2 separate regions of the Homo sapiens genome follow, and region 2 is linked to region 1. Evidence: read pairs that join two places in POLR2A ChIA-PET (ENCODE). Cell type or tissue: CD4-positive, alpha-beta T cell. All regions are shown on one strand. Each heading gives the region's core, and the rest is flanking DNA. Links, peaks and the distances in the headings are about the cores only.

Region 1 (10,826 bases), core at 2,420-6,419:
ATATTCTATGGATATTTTATATATATATATATATATATATATATATATATATATATATATATATATATAACTACCACCTACATCACATACCTAACCATATACCTATCTATCAATCCTTTGATAAATCTTATTTTTAATGCTTTAAAAATAAATTGCAGACATCTGTATACTTTATTCTAAACACTCATATATATGTATATATATATATATATCAGTCAATCTTTGTTCATAGTTTAAAAAAATTTTTAGTCATGTTTATTGAGGTGTAATTACATAGAGCACAGCATACTTTTTAGTGAGCAGTCCTATGAGTCTTGACAAACACCTATAGTCGTGTAACCACCACAACAATGAAGATATAGAAGAGTTCCATCACCCCAGACATTCCTTCATGCCCCTTTGGAGTCAATCCTTTTCCCCAGCTCTTGTCAACCAGTGATCTGTTTTCTGTCCTTATCATTTTGGCTTTTCCAGAATATCTCATAAGCCAGTTACAGTGGCACAGGCCTGTAGTCCCAGCTACTCGGGAGGATGGCTTGAGCCCAGGAGTTCTGGGGTATAGTGTGCTCTGCTGACCGGGTGTGTGCACTAAGTTTAACATCAATATGGTGACCTCCTGGGAGCGAGGGACCACCAGGTTGCCTAAGGAGAGGTGAACTGGCCCAGGTCAAACACAGAGCAGGTAAAAACTCCTGTACTGGTCAGTAGTGGGATCGTGCTTGTGAATAGCCACTACACTCCAGCCTGGGCAAGTGCAATTGCAAGACCCCGGCGCTGGGTGCAGTGGCTCACATCTGTAATCCCAGCATTTTGGGAGGCAGAGGTGGATGGATCACCTGAGGTCAGGAGTTCGAGACCAGTCTGAAAACACGGAGAAACCCCGCCTCTACTAAAAATACAAAATTAGCCGGGCATGGTGGTATATGCCTGTAATCCCAGCTACTTGCGAGGCTGAGGCATAAGAATCACTTGAACACAAGAGGCAGAGGTTGCAGTGAACCGAGATCACGCCATTGCACTCCAGCCTGGGCAACAAGAGCCAAACTCCGTCTCAAAGAAAACAAACAAACAACAACAACGAAAAACAGCAAGACCCTATGCCTTTTAAAAAAAAGCCAGAATATCTCATAAACAGAATCATACAGTATGTAGCCTTTTGAGTCTTGCTTCTTTCACTTAACATGATCCAAGATGTTGCATGCACATTTGTTCCTCTTCATTGCTGAGTAGTATCCCATTATTAGATGTATTCTTATAAAGTATAGTTATTTGCAAGTGGTAAGAACTCTAATCACCAAAAAGCATGAGTAAACATGATCATCAGAGGGGACAACCCCCAAGTTCTGGGGCACCCCAATTCTATCCATAGCTCTGGTCCTCTCTCAGGGGAAGCTCTGAGCAAACGAGGGACTCTGAACCCTCTGAATCCCACTCCACCTCATGTGTACCCTGGGAATATCATCAGTGGCAACTACGAAGGGACAGTTTATTCAATCAGCAGTAAATGATTATGATTCAGAATGTATTAGGCCAGTCGTCAACCCTACATTTTTTTCTTTGACATTGTATATGATTATACAACCTGTACAGAAAACAGAGATCTTTTCCCCCCATTTAAGACCTGCAGCCAGGCTGACACAGACAAGCAGAGGTAGGAGGATACAGAAGAACAAGGATGGGAGAGAGGGGAGAGACACTATAGTGGAGGCTGTAACGGTCCTGTCATGCTAAGACCAAGTTATGGAGGAACCACGAGTCCCACTAGGTTTGAAGAGCTTTCTGGCTGTCTAGTTCTCCCACTCCATTTTCTTTCCCTACCTTGAGTTAAAAGTGTGTTTTCAATCTAAAACAATAACATCCTGCACACAGAAGGGAAAGAGTGAAAGAATATCTTGATCTCTTAAGAAAAGCATATAGTTTAACTTCATGTTTTTAACCCAGCTTTTAACTGAGTAGCCCAGACATCATTATAATTCCCTCAAAGGACAAAAAAATCAATTTTCTTCTATTTCCCCACAGCAGTTACAAAATGAAGATATCTGGTTTTTTTAAGATGAGAAGCATAATCTTCAGGGTAAGGCTACATAGTTTTTTTCCTTCGCCCTCACTCCCAGTGCTGTCTCTATTTCTGTGTCATCTGAGAAGTGATGTGGGGCACGGAGGGTCCCAGCTCAGGGTATGGGACTTGCTTCCTGGTCTTGCCCCTGCTCATCTGTGAGGCATCAGTCAGACCACTCACTCTCTCGGTACAGTCAATACATGAACATTCCTTTGTGTCCAGGCCAGAGTTTGTTCTTGGTTTCCTATCCACCCCTTTTTTCATTACTTCTTCTTCTTTTTTTTTTTTTTTTTTTTTTCTTTTTTGAGACGGAGTCTCGCTCTGTCGTCCAGGTTGGAGTGCAGCGGCGCGATCTCGGCTCACTGCAGCAAGCTCCGCCTCCCGGGTTCACGCCATTCTCCTGCCTTAGCCTCCCAAGTAGCTGGGATGGAGTCTTGCTCTGTCGCCAGGCTGGAGTGCAGTGTCGCGATCTCGGCTCACTGCAACCTCCACCTCCCGAGTTCAAGCCATTCTCTTGCCTCAGCCTCCCGAGTACTTGGGACTACAGATGCGCGCCACCATGCCCGGCTAATTTTTTGTGTTTTTAGTAGAGACGGGGTTTCACCATGTTGGCCAGGATGGTCTCGATCTCTTGAATTCATGATCCACCTGCCTCGGCCTCCCAAATTGCTAGGATTACAGGCGTGAGCCACCATACCCGGCCCTCGTCATTTCTTTGAGGGCACCCTCTCCCAGCACTCTGCTGCCTCCAGTTGTACTGAACAATGGTGCCTTCTCTCAGTCCTAGACAGAGCTCCATTCTCAGGGCCTTTCCTTACCTCATCCCACATCAAATCAGATCCACTATTCCCCATACTTTCCCACCCTGGTGTGGACCAGATGAAGGGCCCTAATGTGTCAACCTGATAAAATTGATTAAAACTTCACATTCTTAGTGGTGGAAGTGATTTCACATGCATTATCTCATTGGAGACTCACAACTACCCTGAGGAGCTAGAAGGATCTGTACTATCCCTGCCCCCCAATTTTTTTCTTATGTGGAAACTGAAGCTCAGAGAGAAAGGAGTAAGACAGTACATCTGTCATTTATTTGGGGTAGTATTAGTATCAGGCATTGTGCCAGCTCCCCTATTGGGCATTATTTCACTTAATCCTCAGTCCAACCCTATGAGGTTGGTAATTGTATCCATTTTGCAAATGAGGAGGCTGAGGCTCAGAGAAGTTAAAGGACTTATTAAAAGTCACAGGCCACAGTGTGGCAGAACAGAGCCAACATTCAGACACATGTGTACAAGTCCAGAGCGGGTTTTCACTGCTGGAACTAGGACTCAAGCTCAAATCAATCAACTCCTAATTTTATGGTTCTTCCAGTGGCCACCCTCTCTATTCAGAAAATGCACCCTACCACCTATCCCCAAATCTCAAAACATGGGCCCGGTTGAAATGCACACAGCTCTGGGAGTCTCCTAGAGGCAGAACAAGGGCTGGCGATGTCTGAGGGCAGCTAAGGAGATATTTGGAAATCTACTGGAAACTGCATCTTCCTGCGCTGTGCTAGATGTCCAGGTATCTGAGAATACAGTGAAGGAAAATTAACCGAATGTTCAAATCTCTACAGAATGCCTAGCTTGAGTCCCTGAATACTTTTTTATGCAGGACGAGGGTGGTAGGGGCCACTCAGAAAGAAATCTGAACACGCAGAACCCTCGGGCTTAGAGCTGTTAGGGGTCATAGGCAGCCAGCTCACTTCCAGCGGACAGTGCCCACTCCCCTTTCTTCTCAGAGCCCAGCCAAGAAGGATGGCTCAGCGGCCCGACTGGAGCACCTCTGCCCTCCTCGGCTCCTGGGCGTGTCTCCGGGGATTCCTGTTCGGTGATGCCCTGACCCACGGAACTTGCCTCTTCCCTCTTGTTCAGTCGGTTTACCAACCTGGGGGCGTCTGCGGATCAAGGTGTTTGAGAGGCTGGGCTGAGGTAGAGAAGAGGGTGGGGCAGGAGCACCTAAGTCGCTCAGGGATTTGGTGACTCACACGAGGGGAGGGGGGCCCTCTTTCTCCCCAGCACTGGGGGCGCCCAAGGCTGTTCCCATGCTTAGCAGAAGATGCCCCTCTCATCCCCCAAGGGGCCTGCTCGGAGTGTGCCACCTGCAGCATGGCCACCACGAGGCCGGTTATGTATTTATTTCCTGGCAGAGCTGAACCCCAAACGCTTTTCCTTCTGTGCCGTGCGTGAAAGAAACAGAAACCGCTGCACAGCATGTCTATGTTTATACCCTGGGCCCTGACCCTCCCACAGAGGCCAGCTCGTAGACTTTTCTTTCGCAGCCTGGGGATGGGTTTGTACTTCACCCTCGAGCGCCTCCCCCTGGGAACCCGCAGAGGGCTGGGTGGCTGTGCAGTCCTGTGTGCTAAGTGCTTTTCTTCGCTTCTCGATGCTTGGGCCGTCTTGTAAGCAAAGCTAGGTGAATCGAATCCACCCCTACGCGATTGTCGTTTGCATTAAGTAAGATAATGCACGTGGAAATATTTTGTGAGCTATGCAGTATCACCTAAATTATTTTTTATTATTATTTTAAAAATAGAATGCATCAGCAAGTTCTTAATGAGCTTGCTTTTTTGTTTTAATATTTGGAAATTGGAACAGCTACTTATAGGAGACTTGTAGATCCCAGAATGTGCCGTTTGCCTGAGTGGTTTCTTTTGGCCTTGCTGTGTCAGGACTTGTGAGGCTTGTGAGGTGATGTCAGCAAATCAGCACAGACTCACACCTGAGGAGCCCGGGAGTGGTCTAGGGCCTGTGGAGCATGGCAGAGTGGCCTCTTCTCAGCCTCCTCTCCACTGGAGGGCACTTGAGTTATTATTTATTTCCCCCAGGCCTCAGCCTCTTAGCTCCTGCCAACTTCCTTTCAGAGGCATTCCTGCCATATGTCCCAAGATTTTCCTCTGTTTACCTCCTTTAAAGTTGTCATGGTCTTGAATTTTAGACCACCGTAATCTCCGTTTGACAATGAATGGTCATAAATTCAAAGAAATTGCAGGACTCTTATTCTGAAATTCATATAAATGATTTCTTTATAAGTACACATAAAACTCTTTTCTCTTAAAATATACAGAAAAAGAAAAATGTACAGCTGCTCAGGGTAACAAAGTATTGCCTTCTAGAAATTCTCAGGCTTCTTGTCTTTAAGGATAAACAGGAAGCATTTCTAATTAGTGTCTTGGTTGTTTGCATATTGAGCTTCCAAAATGCTTTAGAAGGTTCATCTTTTCAATCCGCCCTTCGCAGTCCTTTATTTTTCATTTGCTAAGCAGAGGTAAACTTAAAACCATCTCTATGTGACTTATCATAAATCCCAATCAGTGAGACCTCAAATAATGAACTTGGCTCTCATTTATACACGTGACAAAAGGTATACCTATATAAATATCTAATAAAAACTACCTAACAGCTAAATACAACAAAGAGAAGCAATTTTCCTCTCTTTTTCACCCAATGGCTCTAATTAATCATGCAGTACAGAAAAATAAGAAACCTTTTATGTAGCTTTTAGTGGTTTTGTTCATTCTAGTTTCCACCTGTGAGTAGCATTCATTTATAAACCTGTCTTGCTGAGCACAGTGCTTTCAAAAATGACTTGCTTGTGACTCAGAAACAAAAAAAAAAAACAACAATCTTTGTAACTTTTAATCTCATGCAATTTCTTCAGTTTCTTTTGTTGGTGAATACACGTACAATTTGGTTTTGAAATACCATGTATCAAAGCACAAACAAATCATCCCTTGGAGTCGTGAAGAAGCTCATCAATGTATCACAGTCTTCCAGTCAAGCCCATAATTCAGTCTCCTACAGCTCTGATTCTTGACCTCTAAGAAAACCCACCCTCTTACTCTTCCTGAACAATTGCTCACTAGAGCACTAAGTGAAGGGAAAGATTGCTCCTTAAAGTGAAAAAACAATGTTTTCCAAAGTTGTGTTGAATATGCATAGTCATCATATCACAGGAAGTTTTTCTTTTAAACCTTATGTGCATTTTCTTTAATTTGTATGGTTTTCTCAAGTTCAACATTCAGTTTTCGTTTTAATCAGTTATATTCTAAAAACAATTAAATTTTTTTCTCCTTAGAAATTCACTTTAAATTAAAAAGAACTTTTGTTTTTCTCTTTTTAAGGCACAAATAGTGCTGGGAGGGGGTGAGGGTAAACTTCTTTATCTGTCACTGTCATTTTTTTTTAAAGGTCCTATTGCTTTTACACTTCTAACCCTAAAAAAGCCTCGTCACGCACCCAGCATTCCCCTAGCTCTGGGCTTCCAGAGCACTGTTATTCAACAGAGAGTTTCTATAGAAATCCAAAGTACTATCTCCAAATAGCAGAAACCGTAACACCACAGACACTTATTAGAATTTGTGTGGAAGAATCCTAAAGCTAAATAAATAGAAGCTTCTAAATTACCTTTTTCCCCCCTTGACTATATCTTAGATCAAATTTTTAGAACTCCCACCACCCACATGTACACCAGGACCTGTGGGTGGGAGCAGGCGTGAGACAGAGAGGGCTTCCTGTTACCATTAAATGAATAAAGAGACCGCTACATATCAAACTCTGTCCTCTCTTTTTTTCTTGACTCTTCTTCCCTCCATTTAGTGTGAATATTTGAAGTTAAACTGGGCATGGCCCCACATGTCTGATTACTCACCCATCGACATCCAACCTGAAGTCACAAATTTGGCTTCAGAGAATGTTGTGGAGCTGAAAGGATGGCAACTTCAATTTTCAATAAATAACTAGAAACAGAGAAAATAGCTTTCCAAGTCATCAAAGAAAACCCATGGTGAGAAGGATATTAATGGATTAAAACAGGCATAAAGAGGAAACTGAAGGCAAAGCATTGGCAAAATCTAGAAATGATTATCAGCTTCAGCTAAGTCCGATACTCACCAGCTCCAAGGACAGAGTAGGGAAGCATCAGTTACAAGTTAGGAGAAACAGCACTGCAGTATTGTCGGGGAGCAAGGTGAGGGCTTTCCTTCCTCTTTGAGGGTCAGTTGTCAGTCTGGGGCCACACTGCTTCCAGAAGGGCACAGAACTGGAAACCTTTAACAATGGTTAAAAAATCTGACTGCTCTTGTTCTGTCGCCTGCCACTGCTGCCTGAGCCCGAGTGGTTCACTGCACCCTGAAGACAGATTCCAGACGCTGGGAACTCGCGCCTCCAATCCCAGACACTATGTCCAGCAAAGGCTCCATGAGAGTTCTGGCCTATGGTGGCGGCCTGGACACCTCCTGCATCCTCGTGTGGGTGAAGGAACAAGGCTATGATGTCATTGCCTACCTGGCCAACACTGGCCAGAAGGAAGACTTCGAGGAAGCCAGGAAGAAGGCACTGAAACTTGGGGCCAAAAAGGTGTTCATTGAGGATGTCATCAGGGAGTTTGTGGAAGAGTTCATCTGGCCGGCCATCCAGTCCAGCACACTGTATGAGGACCGCTACCTCCTGGGCACCTTTCTCGCCAGGCCCTGCATTGCCAGCAAACAAGTGGAAATCGCCCAGCAGGAGGGGGTGTCCCGCGGCGCCACCGGTAAGGGGAATATCAGGTCCGGTTTGAGCTCACCTGGTACTCGCTGGTCCCCCAGATAAAGGGCACTGCTCCCTGGAGGATGCCCGAGTTCTACAACCGGTTCAAGGGCCGTAATGACCTGATGGAATACGCAAAGCAGCACGGGATTCCTATCCCGGTCACTCCCAAGAACCCGTGGAACATGGACGAGAACCTCATGCACATCAGCTACGAGGCTGGAATCCTGGAGAACCCCAAGAACCAAGTGCCTCCAGGTCTCTACACGAAGACCTAGGAACCGGTCAAAGCCCCCAACACCCCTGACATCCTCGAGATCGAGTTAAAAAAGGGGTCCCCGTGAAGGTGACCAACGTCAACGATGGCTCCACCCACCCGACCTCCTTGGAGTTCTTCATGTACCTGAACGAAGTCGCGGACAAACACGGTGTGGGCTGTACTGACATCGTGGAGAACCGCTTCACTGGAATGAAGTCCCGAGGTATCTATGAGACCCCAGCAGGCACCATCCTTTACCACACTCATTTAGACATCAAGGCCTTCACCATGGACTGGGAGGTGTGCAAAATCAAACAAGGCCTGGGCTTGAAATTTGCTGAGCTGGTGTACACCGCTTTCTGGCATAGCCCTGAGTGTGAATTTGTCCGCCACTGCATCGCCAAGTCCTAGGGGCAAGTGGGAGGGAAAGCGCAGGTGTCCGTCCTCAAGGGCCGGGTGTACATCCTTGGCTGGGAGTCCCCACTCTCTCCCTACAACGAGGAGCCGGTGAGCATGAACGTGTAGGGTGATTATGAGCCAATTGATGCCACCGGGTTCATCAACATCAATTCCCTCAGGCTGAAGGAATAGGAATATCATCGTCTGCAGAGCAAGGTCACTGCCAAATAGACCCCTGTACAATGAGGAGCTGGAGCCTCCTCAATTTGCAGATCCCCCAAGTACAGGCGCTAATTGTTGTGATAATTTGTAATTGTGACTTGTTCTTCCCGGCTGGCAGCGTAGTGGGGCTACCAGGCCCCAGCTTTGTTCCCTGGTCCCCTGAAGCCTGCAAACGTCGTCATTAAAGGGAAGGGTGGGGGGCAGCTGTGGTGGGTAGCTATTAAATGACAATTAAAAGATACACTAGTAAAAAAAAAAATTGACTGCTCTGAAAACGAGTCTACTGGGCAGTGACATTCACATTTCTGAAATTAATGCATACTCTATTTGCATTTTCTCTTTTTCCTGTCTTCACCTGTCTTTGACAATTAGTAAATAAATCCCTAAACCTTATAAATATTATTTTGGGCTAGCCATGGTTGCACCATCATGTTTGTAATCCCAAAACTTTGGGAGATGGTGGGGAGAGGACTGCTTGAGCCCATGAGTTCAAGACCAGCCTGGACAACATAGTGGGACTCTATCTCTACAAAACAATCAAAAAATTAGCTGGGGTGGTGGCACACACCTGTAGTCTAGCTACTCAGGAGGCTGAGGTGGGAGGATAGTTTGAGCCCAGGAGTTTGAGGCTGCAGTGAGCCATGAACACAACCCACTCCAGCCTGGGTGACAGAACAAGAACCTGTCTAAAAAAAAAAAAAAAAAAAAAAAAAAAAAAAAAAAATGGAAGGTACCACATTAGTTATATGTGTTACGTTAAAAAGAAATATTTGTCCTTTACTTATGAATTAATGATTAAGCAAACTGTAGGTATATCCATACAATGAGATATGACTCAGCAATAAAAATGAATGAACTGAGGCATGCAACCACATGGATTATTCTCAAATGCATTATCCTAAGTGAAAGAAGCCAGACTCAAAAGCCTACATACTGTATGATACCACTCATAAGACAGTCTGGAAAAGACAAAACTATTAGGACAGAAAGCGAATCATTGGTTGCCAAGGGCTGGTTAGAGAGGTTGACTACGGAGGCATGAGGAAACTTTTTTCATATGATGTAACTCTTCTGTATCTTGATTGTGGTGGTGGTTACACTACTGTATACATTTGTTAAAACTGGTAGAACTATGCACTAAAAAGGGCTAATTTTACTCCATGTAAATTATACCTAAAAACAAATGTATCTAATCCCATCAAAGTGATGGGTTCATTTCTACATAATTACAGACCATTTTTTTTAAGTTTAATGTTTATCTTTCCCTTGGCACCAAGTTTCTCTTATAAACCAATTACTTGATCTGAAGCATTAAGGAATTTAGGAATGTTTCATGTAATAGGGTGGATTTCAATCTGGTCTCTCACTGACTCAGACTATAGACAAACTCCTCAGCTAAATGTTGGGACCCTCCACAGTCTTGTCACATTTGCCACAAATTTAATTTCCTTTTTTTAAAAGATCTTTTTAATTCTATAGGTTTTTTGGGAACAGGTGGGATTTAGTTACATAAGTAAGTTCTTTAGTGGTGATTTGTGAGATTTTGACCCATCAATCGAGGAGTATACACTGAGCCCAATTTGCAGTCTTTTATCCCTCACCCCCTTCCCACCCTTTCCCTCTGAATCCCCAGAGTTCTTTGTGTCTTTCTTATGCCTTTGCATCCTCATAGCTTAGCTCCCACTTATGAGTGAGAACATACAATGTTTGGTTTTCCATTCCTGAGTTACTTCACTTAGAATAATAGTCTCCAATCTCACCCAGGTCACTGTGAATGCCATTAAGTCATTCCTTTTTATAGCTGAGTAGTATTCCATCGTGAATGTATACCACAATTTCTTTATCCACTCATTGATCGATGGGCATTTGGGTGCCACAGCCTTAATTTCTATAATCCCCTTGCATCATCCTTCTTCTTAGAGCTGGTCTCCTCACTGCCTCTAGCACTCAAAGCTCATACCTTTTTTCATATAGTCACCCTGTCCAGAAATGCATTCCTTCTCCCTTTCTTCTGCCTCCTCCTCATCTCAGTTCTATCATCAATAAATACTCACGAAATGAGCACTGTCCTATATGCAAAGGAAATAAAGATTAAACTAGCTGGATGCAGTGGCTCACACCTGTAATCCCAGCACTTTGGGAGGCCGAGGTGGGTGGATCACCTGAGGTCAGGAGTTCGAGACCAGCCTGGCCAACACAGTGAAACCCCTTCTCTACTAAAAATACAAAAAAATTAGCCAGGCATTGTAGTGGGCACCTGTAATCCCAGCTACTTGGGAGGCTGAGGCAGGAGAATCATTTGAACCCAGAAGAC
Region 2 (10,826 bases), core at 3,710-7,709, 200 kb after region 1:
CTTGCCTGGTTGCTTTTCTTCTAATATCATTCTTCTCCCAGCTTGCTTGGGTGTATGTGGAACAGGAAGAGAATGCAGAAGCTAATAAAATGGTTCCAGACCAGGCGCAGTGACTCAGGCCCATAGTCCCAGCACTTTGGGAGGTCAAAGCAGGAAGATTGTTTGAGCCCAGGAGTTTGAGACCAGCCTGGTCAACAGAGTGAAACCTCATCTCTACAAAAGATACAAAAATTAGTCAGGTGTGGTGGCACAGGCCTATGGTCCCAGCTACTCAGGAGGCGGAGGTGGGAGGATTGCTTGAGCCTAGGAGGCAGAGGTTGCAGTGAGCTGTGATGGCACCACTGCGCTCCAGCCTGGGTGACAATGGTTCTACTCCTTTCTGTGTCTCTCAGAGACCTGTCTCGATCACCTGGTAGGCATAGATGCAGAACGCAGACCTGTACTACCATGCTGAATTGTCTAAAGTATTTGGACTCTAAAACAAATAGGATTTTCAAACCCAGCACTTTGGGAGGCCAAGGCCTCATTAAAAAAAGAAAAGAAAAGAAAAAGTGTCAAGGGGATCAGCCAAGCAGGAAGGGTGCAGAAGGAGGAGGAATGGTAACCCAAGAGCACAGAACCTGTTGGAAGACAAGAGTCAGGGTGAGGAGCTAGGGGTCCCTCGGGAGCCCAGCAGAGGGGCAGTGTTGCCTCCTTGGTAACAGACATGTGATGAGATGTAGGAGAATATGCTTCTCCACCATAGATGAAGAGCATCAGAGAAGCCTCAGACAACTGTGTGCTGTGGGAGACTGGTTGGCAATTATAACTCCTGCCACTTGGTTAGCCAACACTTAGTTGAACTCTTCTGTTGAGTTTTGAGGTCAAAAACCACAAAGGTCTCACAAACCATGAGACTGATAACCAATCTGGTAGAATGTGCAGTTTTTTTTTTTTCTGATCAAAACAGACAGGGATTTTTATTTATGTATGACTATTTTCTACTCACCAACCATTTGAACGAGACAGCTCTTTGTCCTTGCTGAGCCTGATACTATGCCAAGCAAACCACTTGTTTCTCTTTTAGAGAATAATAGCTATTTTGTGAGACATAAGAGAATTCTTATCTTTGAAGGAGTGACTGTTTTCTCGCAAAGACTAATTGGCATGCTTTTAGTGCAAGCAGTCAATGCAGTGTTTCTCTCGGTAATAAGGCCATGATTATAACAATTCATCCTTTCTGTGGGGATGAGCAATGGTACAAAAACAGAAGAGGTGGATACAAAGATGTAGATTGAAGGAATGAGATTTAGAAACTTACCTTCTGGCTTGCGTTGATTCATGTGTGAGCTTACTTATTAGTTATATAACCACAGAGAGATAAAGATGTGCATTTTCTAAGAATCATAATCACTACAATTATTTTCAAAATAAAGCAGTTCATTGCTATTGTATTTACTCACAGGAAGGGTGTTAGTACATAATTGCTGCACTAGACTTTGTTTTGTTTTTTTGTTGTTGTTGTTTTTGTTTTTGTTTTTTTTGAGACAATCTCACTCTGTCACCCAGGATGGAGTGCAGTGGCACAATCTTGGCTCACTGCAGCCTCCGCCTCCAGGGTTCAAGCGACTCTCCTGCCTCAGCCTCCTGAGTAGCTTAGACTACAGGCCTGCACCACCACGCCTGGCTAATTTTTGTATATTTAGTAGAGATGGGGTTTCGTCATGTTGGCCAGGATGGTCTCAATCTCCTGACCTCGTGATCTGCCTGCCTCAGCCTCCCAAAGTGCTGGGTTTGAAAATCCTATTTGTTTTAGAGTCCCAATACTTTAAACAATTCAGCATAGTAGTACAGGTCTGTGTTCTGCATCTATGGCTACCAGGTGATTGAGACAGGTCTCTGAGACACAGAAAGGAGTAGAACCATTGGGCAGCAAATGACTTATATCCTTTCTTCTCTTAGGTCTTCTCATTCTTGTGAACTGCACACAAATAAACCCACTTACAACTTATGTGACCTTGGGCAGGTTACTTAACCTCTCTGTGCCTCAATTTTCTCATCAGTAAAATGGGGATATCAATAAGACCCGCCTCATTGGGTTGTTTTGAGAAATAACATAAGCTAACACTTATACAGAACTCAGACCAGTGCCTGGCACATAGTGAGCACTCATTTGTTATCAAGAGACAGCTCTGATTGTAATTCTCATTATTATTTAACCTGCTCTTAACTTTCAGCTTGAACACACACACAAAAATAAAACCATGCTGTGAAAAATTACTGCATTTGTAAGACAAATCTATTTCTGCTTACACACCAAGACACAGCCTAAACTGCCCCTCACGTTTCAAAGGGGAAGATCAGATTCACAATACATAAAAGGGAAAGCAGCTTTATAATAACCTTGTAGACCTACTACTGAGAAAGTTCCAGAATTTATGCACACACGAAGAAATGCAAAGCAACAAAAACATGCCTGATTTCATCAGATGTTGTAACTGGCATGGAATGAGGATCATTATCGAGCTGGAAGAAAAACATCGCATGAGTTTATTTAGTATCATCACCACATTCAGGAAGGATGAGGCTGGGTAGAGAAAGCTCTACTGAAAACAACATAATTGAAACAGGAGTTTTGTTTGTTTTACCAGCAAATTGTTTTCTCAAGCAAAACCCCATTTGTGGCAAGAAGTCTCTTAGAGAAGCTTTCTAGGCAGATCCAAGTGATGGAGAAACTCGCAGCTGTCAGTGATGAGAACATAGGAAATATCAGTTCTGTTGTGGAAGGTAAGTATCTGCCAGTTACACCGCTATTCACGTAAATGATGACACCACTAGCCCAGTCCACTCCCTATGCATGTTCATTGCTTTGTTGGAAAAACAGAAAAGCATTCTTAGGTCACAGGATTGAGAAAGGTCTCCAAACAAATTGGGCTCATTAATGTCACATTTCGGCTTTCTGAGTCAAAGCAGCAGACACACAGTTTTTTCCAGAGGGCCTCCACCCCCAGAAGTCAGACCCAGAAACAAAAACAGCATCCACTTCACAGGCAGAGTTTCACAGACTTTCTGCTGGTGCGGTTCCCTTTAGGGACAGATGACTATAGGATGCTCTTGCACCCTGGAGGTGGCTAAGACAACTCCTGTAGTGACTGTCAATTGGAAGATCCTGCCAGACCCTGCTGGGGAAAGGTACAAATACATGGATGCAAACGCCTCCAGGAGAGTTCCTGATTCTAAGAGTTTTAAATGAAGAATTTGACCTGGGAAAGATGCCTTTGAATTTGTGTGATCTGGCTATGGGGCACTTTTGTAGAAACCAAAATTTATGTCTGTTTTCATATCAGATATTCAGCAGAAACAGGGTCTTCCAGATAATCTCTGATTAAGCCTAAAACTTCCTCTATCTTCTCCCTGTGCATTTCTGCCTCCCACATCCATTCCCACTAGAAGTAGGTGACCTTGGCCGGTCTCTGAGGGGCATGAAGAGGGGCAGGACATTCAGGCTGTGAGTGACTTGTGTCCTCTCCTCTCCCAGCCCCCTCCTCATGATCATGACACATTCAAGTGAAACATTGTTCCTGTCCCACCTGGTACCATGCTGTTCAGTCATTTCAGTCAGGGAACCACCTGGGCAGGGTAAAAATTTCCTCCAGCCACCTGCTGCTACCTCCCATCCCCTTCAGGAAACTCTCCTCCAGTTTGAGTCCTTGATCCTGTATGATTTCTGCTGTGGAGTTATAGGAAATCACAAGTTTGGAATGCTGCCCAAGGGTAGAGCTCCTGTATTTCCTATCACTCACAGCAAACGAACTTGTTTTTGCTCTATTTTCTTTGCTCCCCAAGCAGGATGAGTTCCTCGTCATAACTTCTTTACCCTTCGGGCCATCTGCTGACCACACAGGAATCTGCTAGTTCCATCTGAAAACTAACCACAGTCTTATGGGGAGAAAAAAAGTCCCTAAAGACCCCCCACATACACACCCTTTCCCCAACACGTCTTCATCTGCTTCATTTAAAATGTTATGGCCAGGCGTGGTGGCTCACGCTTATAATCCCAGCACTTTGGGAGGCCGAAGTGGGTGGTTTGCTTGAGGACAGGAGTTCGAGACCAGCCTGACCAACATGGTAATACCTCATCTCTACTAAAAATACAAAAATTAGCCAGGTGTGGTGGTGCATGCTTGTAATCCCTGCTACTTGGGAAGCTCAGGCAAGAGAATCACTTGAACCCAGGAGGCGGAAGTTCCAGTGAGCTGAGATCATGCCATTGCACTCCAGCCTGGGTAACAAAGCAAGACTCTGTCTCAAAAAAATAAAATAAAATAAAATAAAATGTGTTACGAGATGGGGGGTTGCTCTTCTTTTCCAGCCATACCAGAATTTCACAAAAAGCTGTCTTTGCTGTCATTCTGGACCAAGTGCTGCAGCCCTGTTGGTGTCTACCACAGCCCAGCGGACAGAGTGATGAAGCAGCTGGAGGCCAGCTTTGCCAGAACTGTCAACAAAGAATATCCAGGACTTGCAGACCCAGGTATGAGGCAGCAGTAGAGAGAGAATTTCTGTCCTTCAGTGTGAGAGTGGGCATTGGGGTGGGGGTCGGGGGAGAGGGGTCCTCCTACCACTTGCCTGCAGATGGGAAACACACAAAAGGCCATCCCTGAAAAAAGAAGTGTACTGTCCAGGGAAAACATCATCTACTCAGATTTAAGAAAAGAAAGTGTTGAACTGTTTTAATTCAGAATATCAGCAGTGACATTTAAAGCTACTACATTTTGGCCAGGCGCAGTGGCTCACGTCAGTTATCCCAGCACTTTGGGAGACGGAGACAGGTGGATCACCTGAGGTCAGGAGTTCGAGACCAGCCTGGCCAACATGACAAAACTCCATCTCTACTAAAAATACAAAAATTAGCCGGGCGTGGTAGCCCACACCTGTAATCCCAGCTACTTGGGAGACTGAGGGAGGAGAATCGCTTGAACCTGGGAGGCAGAGGTTGCAGTGAGCTGAGATCACGCCACTGCATTCCAGCCCAGCTGACAGACTGAGACTCCATCTCAATAATAATAAAGCTACTACATTCTTATGTATTGTTATTTCTATGTGTATACTTCTTTCATTACAATTTCACCAGTACGAGAGTGTCAAATGGTATGATCACTTTGGAAAAACTGTTTGGCAGTTTCTACTAAAGCTCAATATACCCCCTACCGTTGGATCCAGCACATTCATTCCTAAATATGTAAAGACAGATAAAGTGCTATGTTCACAAGAAAGGACATTTATATGAAGGTTCCTACCAGCTTTACTCACAAGAGCCAAAAATTGGAAACAACCTAAATGCCCACAAGAGAATGGATAAATTGTAATATACTCATAGCATAGAGTATTACACAGCAATTTTTAAAAACAAAATACAGACAAGGTCTCACCCTGTCATCCAGGGGGAACGCAGTGATGTTTTAACAGCTCACTGCAGCCTCAATCTCCTGGGCTCAGGAGATTCTCCTGCCTCTTCCCCTTTTGTACTGGGACTGTAGATAGATGCCAACATGCCTGGCCAATTTTTGTACTTTTAGTAGAGACAGGGTTTCAGTCTCTTGCCCAGGCTGGTCTTGAACTCCTGGGCTCAAGCAATCCTCCCTTGGCCTCCCAAAGTGCCGGAATTACAGTTGTGAGCCACTACACTGGGCCAGCAATTTTTTTTAATTAATTAATTTATTTATTTTGAGATGGAGTCTCGCTCTGTTGCCCAGGCCGGAGTGCAATGGCGCGATCTCAGCTCACTGCAACCTTCGCCTCCCAGGTTCAAGCGATCCTCCTGCCTCAGCCCCACCCAGTAGCTGTGATTACAGGCACATGCCACCATGACCAGCTAATTTTTATATTTTTAGTAGAAACAGGGTTCCGCCATGTTGCCAGGCTGGTCTTGAACTCCTGACCTCAGGTGATTCACCTGCCTCAGCCTCCCAAAGTGCTGGGATTACAGGTGTCAGCCACTGTGTCTGGCCCTGGGCCAGCAATTTTTAAAAAGAACACATTGTTGCTATAATCAATAATTTGAATGATTCTCACAGATACTTTGTTGTGTAAAAGGAAAAAGACACCAAAAGTACATACTATATAATTCCATTTACATGAAGTTCAAGAACAGGTGAAACTAATTTATGTTGATAGAAGTCAGATTGTTAGTTGCCTATTTGTGCCCTTCCCTTTCTTTCTCTTCCCTTCATTCTTCCTTCCTTCTTTCCTTCCTTCCTTCTCTTTTCCTCTCTCACTTGTCTCTTCCTCCTCCTTTTTATCTCTCTCCTACACACACATATATAATATTTATTCATTATATATTTTATATATAAGGGAAGGGAAGGGTAGCTATAGACTGGGAAGGGGCACAAGAAAACCTTATGGAATGCAGGCCGTCTTCCATATCTTGATCTAAATGGCAGTTACACAGGTGTGCACATGTGCAAAACCATCCAGCTGCTTACTTTACTACTTCACTCTATCTTCAACCACAATAAAAGATAAACAACTTATTGAGCCAGGTGTGATGGCTCATGCCTGCAATTCCATCTACTTGGGAAACTGAGGCAGGAGGACTGCTTGAGCCCAGGAGTTTGAGACCAACCTGGGCAACAAAGTGAGACCCTGTCTCTAAAATAAAAATAAAAATAAAAATTATTGAATGAATGAATGAATGAATGGTCATCTATCTAAAGCTGCTTTGTGTCTTTCCCTTCCGAATAGTGTTTCGAACCCTGGTGTCCCAAATTCTGGACCGGGCTGAGCCTCTGCTTTCCTCCAGCCTGTCCTCGGAAGTCGTCACTGTTTTCCAGTATTACAGTTACTTCACCAGCCACGGCGTCAGTGACCTGGAGAGTTACCTGAGCCAGCTGGCCAGGCAAGGTGGGACATGTTCTTTTGTCACATTGTAGTGGTGGCTCAATTTGGCGTTATCTCTGCTCTTTTAAATCATGGCTTTTGGCAATGATGGCCTTTTATTTTTCAAGTCCACAGTAGAGGTGCAATTTGCCTTTTAAGTGACTTTTGGACTTTTAACATTAGTGAGCCCCTTGTTAATGAACCAGGGATTCACTAGGAGCAACTCAATCATCTGGCAGAGAGGTACCATTTACAGGAAGCTGGTAAATGATTTAAGCTTTCACTGTAATTTATTTCCTTCAGTAATGTATTTGCCATTAGTCGGATCAATCCTACAGGCAATACTATTTTATATTGCCCTTTTTGGTGAGGCTTTCATTAATAATAGGAAGAAATGGGGTTTCAAAGAAGGCAGGTAGGTAACATGGTGGGAAGGGAAAGGAGGAAAAGGTGGAAAACTAACTCCAGGGCTCCATGTCCAGGGTACAAGAACAGCTGCCAGTGCAGGCATGCAGCAATGAAGCTGGTTCTTGCCATTCCACACGGCCCTTCAGAGACTGGAAATAAAATAGCAATCTAAATCAAGTGAAAACTCCACTTTGGGAGTGGAGCCAGGTAGTGAGGGGCTGGTTTCTGGTTCCCAGGTTTGTGCTTTATAAATCCACAGAGCCTTGACCAATGCAGGTTAAAAGGGACAAGAGGAATGAGGTGTGTTCTTTGGAGCTAGGTGAGTCTGGCACGGCACCAGGCAGCAGCAACATGTCTGGCGCAAGCCCAGGCTTACCCCTTCTCTCTCCAGAACATCAAATCCTGCAACAACACAGTCAGCACATTGGGTGGCATCATAGTGAAGGAAGAAAAATCTTCCTTCACCCAGCACTGTACCAGCACGGAGCATGGGAGAGAGTCTGTGCATAACCCCTTACAAGGCAGACACCAGCACAGAGGACCAGGAAGAGAAAGCATGGGCAGAAAGACCTTGTTTTAGGACCACAAAGTCTTATTTTATAATATTATAGTCTTCATTTATTGATACTAAATTTGTCCCAATCTAAATCCATTTTCTGAGAAAATGTTTATATTACTCAGTTTGCATCAGTGGCAGTTTACATCTCTAGGCTCTTATTACACGGTCCCCAAGAAGGCCTACTCATTTACTAACAACAATGGGGAATGACAATGAAAAAAACCTTTAACATTTTAAGTGTCTTTTTTCTTTCATTATAAAAGGGAAAAGCCTTCATTATTAAAAAAAAAAATGTAAACAGAGAAGTATAAAGAAAGAAATTCCAATCTCTCCTCTTACTTTTTAAATTGAATGCATTTTTCAGTTGAATGTACATGGGTTTTACATTCCAAATTGTAATTATGCCTTATAGAGTATTGATCCTGTTTTTTATTTGATATTATGTTCTATCTTATTCTTTGAAAGCATTTGTATTAGATTATATTAGTTATGAGATTAATAGTTCCGCATTTGAATGTATACTAATGTATTTGATTATATTGTTGGGCATTTAGGCTATTTTCTGTGATTTGTTAATTTAGATGTTATAATCCATAATGCTTCCTTTCAGGCTTTTTACTAGGGTGTTTATTTACAAAGCAGTGAAATTGATAGAGCATTCACAGCAAGGAAAATAGGAAATTAAGCAAAAAAAAAAAATCTAAATAAATCACAAATTTGTCTACTGTGTAGAGAATGTTGCTTTATTCATGGAGCATGAATTTTGGCTTTTATTTTTCCATTTGTACTGACCAGACATATTCTCATCCCAGTGTTTTTGTGACTAATGGTTGATCATGCTGGATTTCTGGTTAGGGAGTAGAGTATACTCTTTATTCATGGAACATGGTTAATTTGTCCAAATGGGACTCAAAACCTTATTTTTTAATATTGTCTTCCTATTCCAACCAACAAAATGGGTTGCTCTGGCCAGGCAAGGTGGCTTACACCTGTAATCCTAGCACTTTGGGAGTCCAAGGCGGGTGGATCACTTGAGGTCGGGAGTTTGAGACCAGCCTGGCCAACATGGTGAAACCCCATCTCTACTAAAAATACAACAATTAGCCAGGCGTGGTGGCATGCGCCTATAATCCCAGCTACTTGGGAGGCTGAGGCAGGAGAATCACTTGAACCTAGGAGGTGGAGGTTGCAGTGAACCGAGATCACACCATTTGCACTCCAGCCTGGACAACAAGAAAGAGACTCTGTCTCAAAAAAAAAAAAAAAAAGAGAAAAACATTAAATAAATAAATAAATAGATAGATAGGTTGCTCCATCGGGGCCCAGTTGCCTCAGTGCAGACTTGGTTTTTGCACTGGGTTCACCCAGGATTGGGGTTTTGCCAGACAGGTTTGACTAAAAGAGGAGCAATTAAGTCTGCCATACATATATTAGGAAGATTGTAAAAAATGTCTAATTGTATTTTCTTCTGTATATTTTTACCTTGGGCTAATTCACCTGTAAGTTATTTTTGTAGCCATTATGAGATAGAAACCCACCTTCACTTTTTCCCATGTGTTTTGCCCATCACTATAATGTAGTTATTTGCATAGTCTGTCCTTTTCTCACCAATCTGAAATACCATCTTTATCAGATGCTAATTTTTCATATGTATTGGAGTTACTATACTATACTTTCTTATGTACTTGAGTTCTATTTATATTTGTAATGAGCTGATTACTTTAGCATGTCAGAACATGAAATCTCCTTCCTTCTTACCCTCCAGTTTCCATGGTTCAGACTCTGCAATCACTAAGAGATGAAAAACTGCTACAAACCATGAGTGACCTTGCTCCCAGCAACCTCCTGGCCCAGCAGGAAGTACTCAGGACTCTGGCTCTGCTATTAACCAGAGAGGACAACGAAGTTAGTGAGGCTGTGACGCTTTACTTGGCAGCAGCCTCCAAAAATCAGCATTTCAGGGAAAAGGTAAGACACTAAACCATGGCCATCAAGCCAGAAGCTGGTTTAATTTCCTATCATTTACTACTAATATTTTAGCATTTATTCCTTTATAAAAATAATTTTTCTGCGTATTAATAATGTGTGCTCCATAAAGCAATCAAAACTAAAGAAATATAGATAAGTACCCCTTAAGTCCAGCCCCCAGAGAAAACTATTAATAACATACTGCCTCTTCTTTCAGATTGTATCTATATATATGCTAACATACATAATTTTTAAAATGAGATCACACTATCCTATTTCATAATGGATTTTTAAATGTAATATATCATGGTTATTTTCTTTCCTCGATAGAACATATTGATCTACTTCATTATATTTATGGATGAATGGCATGTCCATGTATGAATATCCTAGAATTTATTTTCTTACTGTGTATTGGTGGGCATTTGTATAGTGTCCAACTCTAAAAATATTATGGTGAACATATGTGTGTGTATATGTGTGTGCACACAGGCATGTCTTATGAGCAGTTTGGGGTCAAGTAATCTAACTATTGGCTGAAAGAGCTGGAATATTTTTAATTTTAAAAGCCATCACTCTTACTTCCAGGGAAGAGGTAATTTATCTCTCCCTCAGCTTTAATTCAATAGCCATCCAGATGGAACAGGAATCTGTAGTTTAAGTACATTGGCTCATACAAGAGGAATTGGTCCCCTGGGAGCCCTTTACAATTTATACTGTCATTCTAAAAACTAACTCTCATCAAAATCCAGATCAGCTCAAGAAAGTTAAACATGGCCTCTCCTTGTCCTTGAAAAGGTCCCATGTTGAACTCCGTTTGTTTAACTTGTCTAAGGCACTGCCTAAGCTAATATGTAATGGAACGTTTGTGTACTCACAAGAAAATAATCCACTCTAACGCCATTTTGGTCCAAAAGGGTGAACTCTATGTAGTTCTTTGCTACACAGTTATGATCTTTCAGTGGAATTAGCTCAAAAAGCTGTTCTGTGGGCTGACCACTCTCACCTCCTACCAAAAAGAGAGAAGGAA

What was found. Peaks named below come from ENCODE experiments on the same cell type or tissue, not always from the same donor. Only the 100,000 strongest peaks of a DNase experiment are listed, where the experiment ranks them.
Region 2: POLR2A ChIA-PET joins it to region 1 with 7 read pairs; 10 of 35 experiments call an interaction of 5 or more read pairs at or near these places.

What each region holds. Positions count from the first base shown.
Region 1 is chr6:25,020,943-25,031,768 of GRCh38, reverse strand. All of the region lies in intron 1 of LOC102724765 (a long non-coding RNA gene), which reads left to right. It also overlaps a transcript of RIPOR2 not described here, the pseudogene ASS1P1 and the pseudogene RN7SL334P. Among named protein-coding and RNA genes, the nearest start is that of RIPOR2, 90 kb to the right of the region's middle. RefSeq lists an enhancer at 4,078-4,317. In CD4-positive, alpha-beta T cell, for the core only: CTCF peaks have their summits at 4,177 and 4,420; DNase peaks (open chromatin) are centred at 4,368 and 4,848; H3K4me3 peaks cover 1,158 bases; H3K27ac peaks cover 2,694 bases.
Region 2 is chr6:24,824,196-24,835,021 of GRCh38, reverse strand. It overlaps RIPOR2 (RHO family interacting cell polarization regulator 2), which reads left to right. Exons shown (of 22, transcript NM_001286445.3): 16 at 2,631-2,766; 17 at 4,352-4,513; 18 at 6,727-6,885; 19 at 9,594-9,796. Among named protein-coding and RNA genes, the nearest start is that of ARMH2, 31 kb to the right of the region's middle. RefSeq lists enhancers at 7,080-7,579, 7,580-8,081. In CD4-positive, alpha-beta T cell, for the core only: no CTCF peak of the experiment used is centred there; no DNase peak of the experiment used is centred there.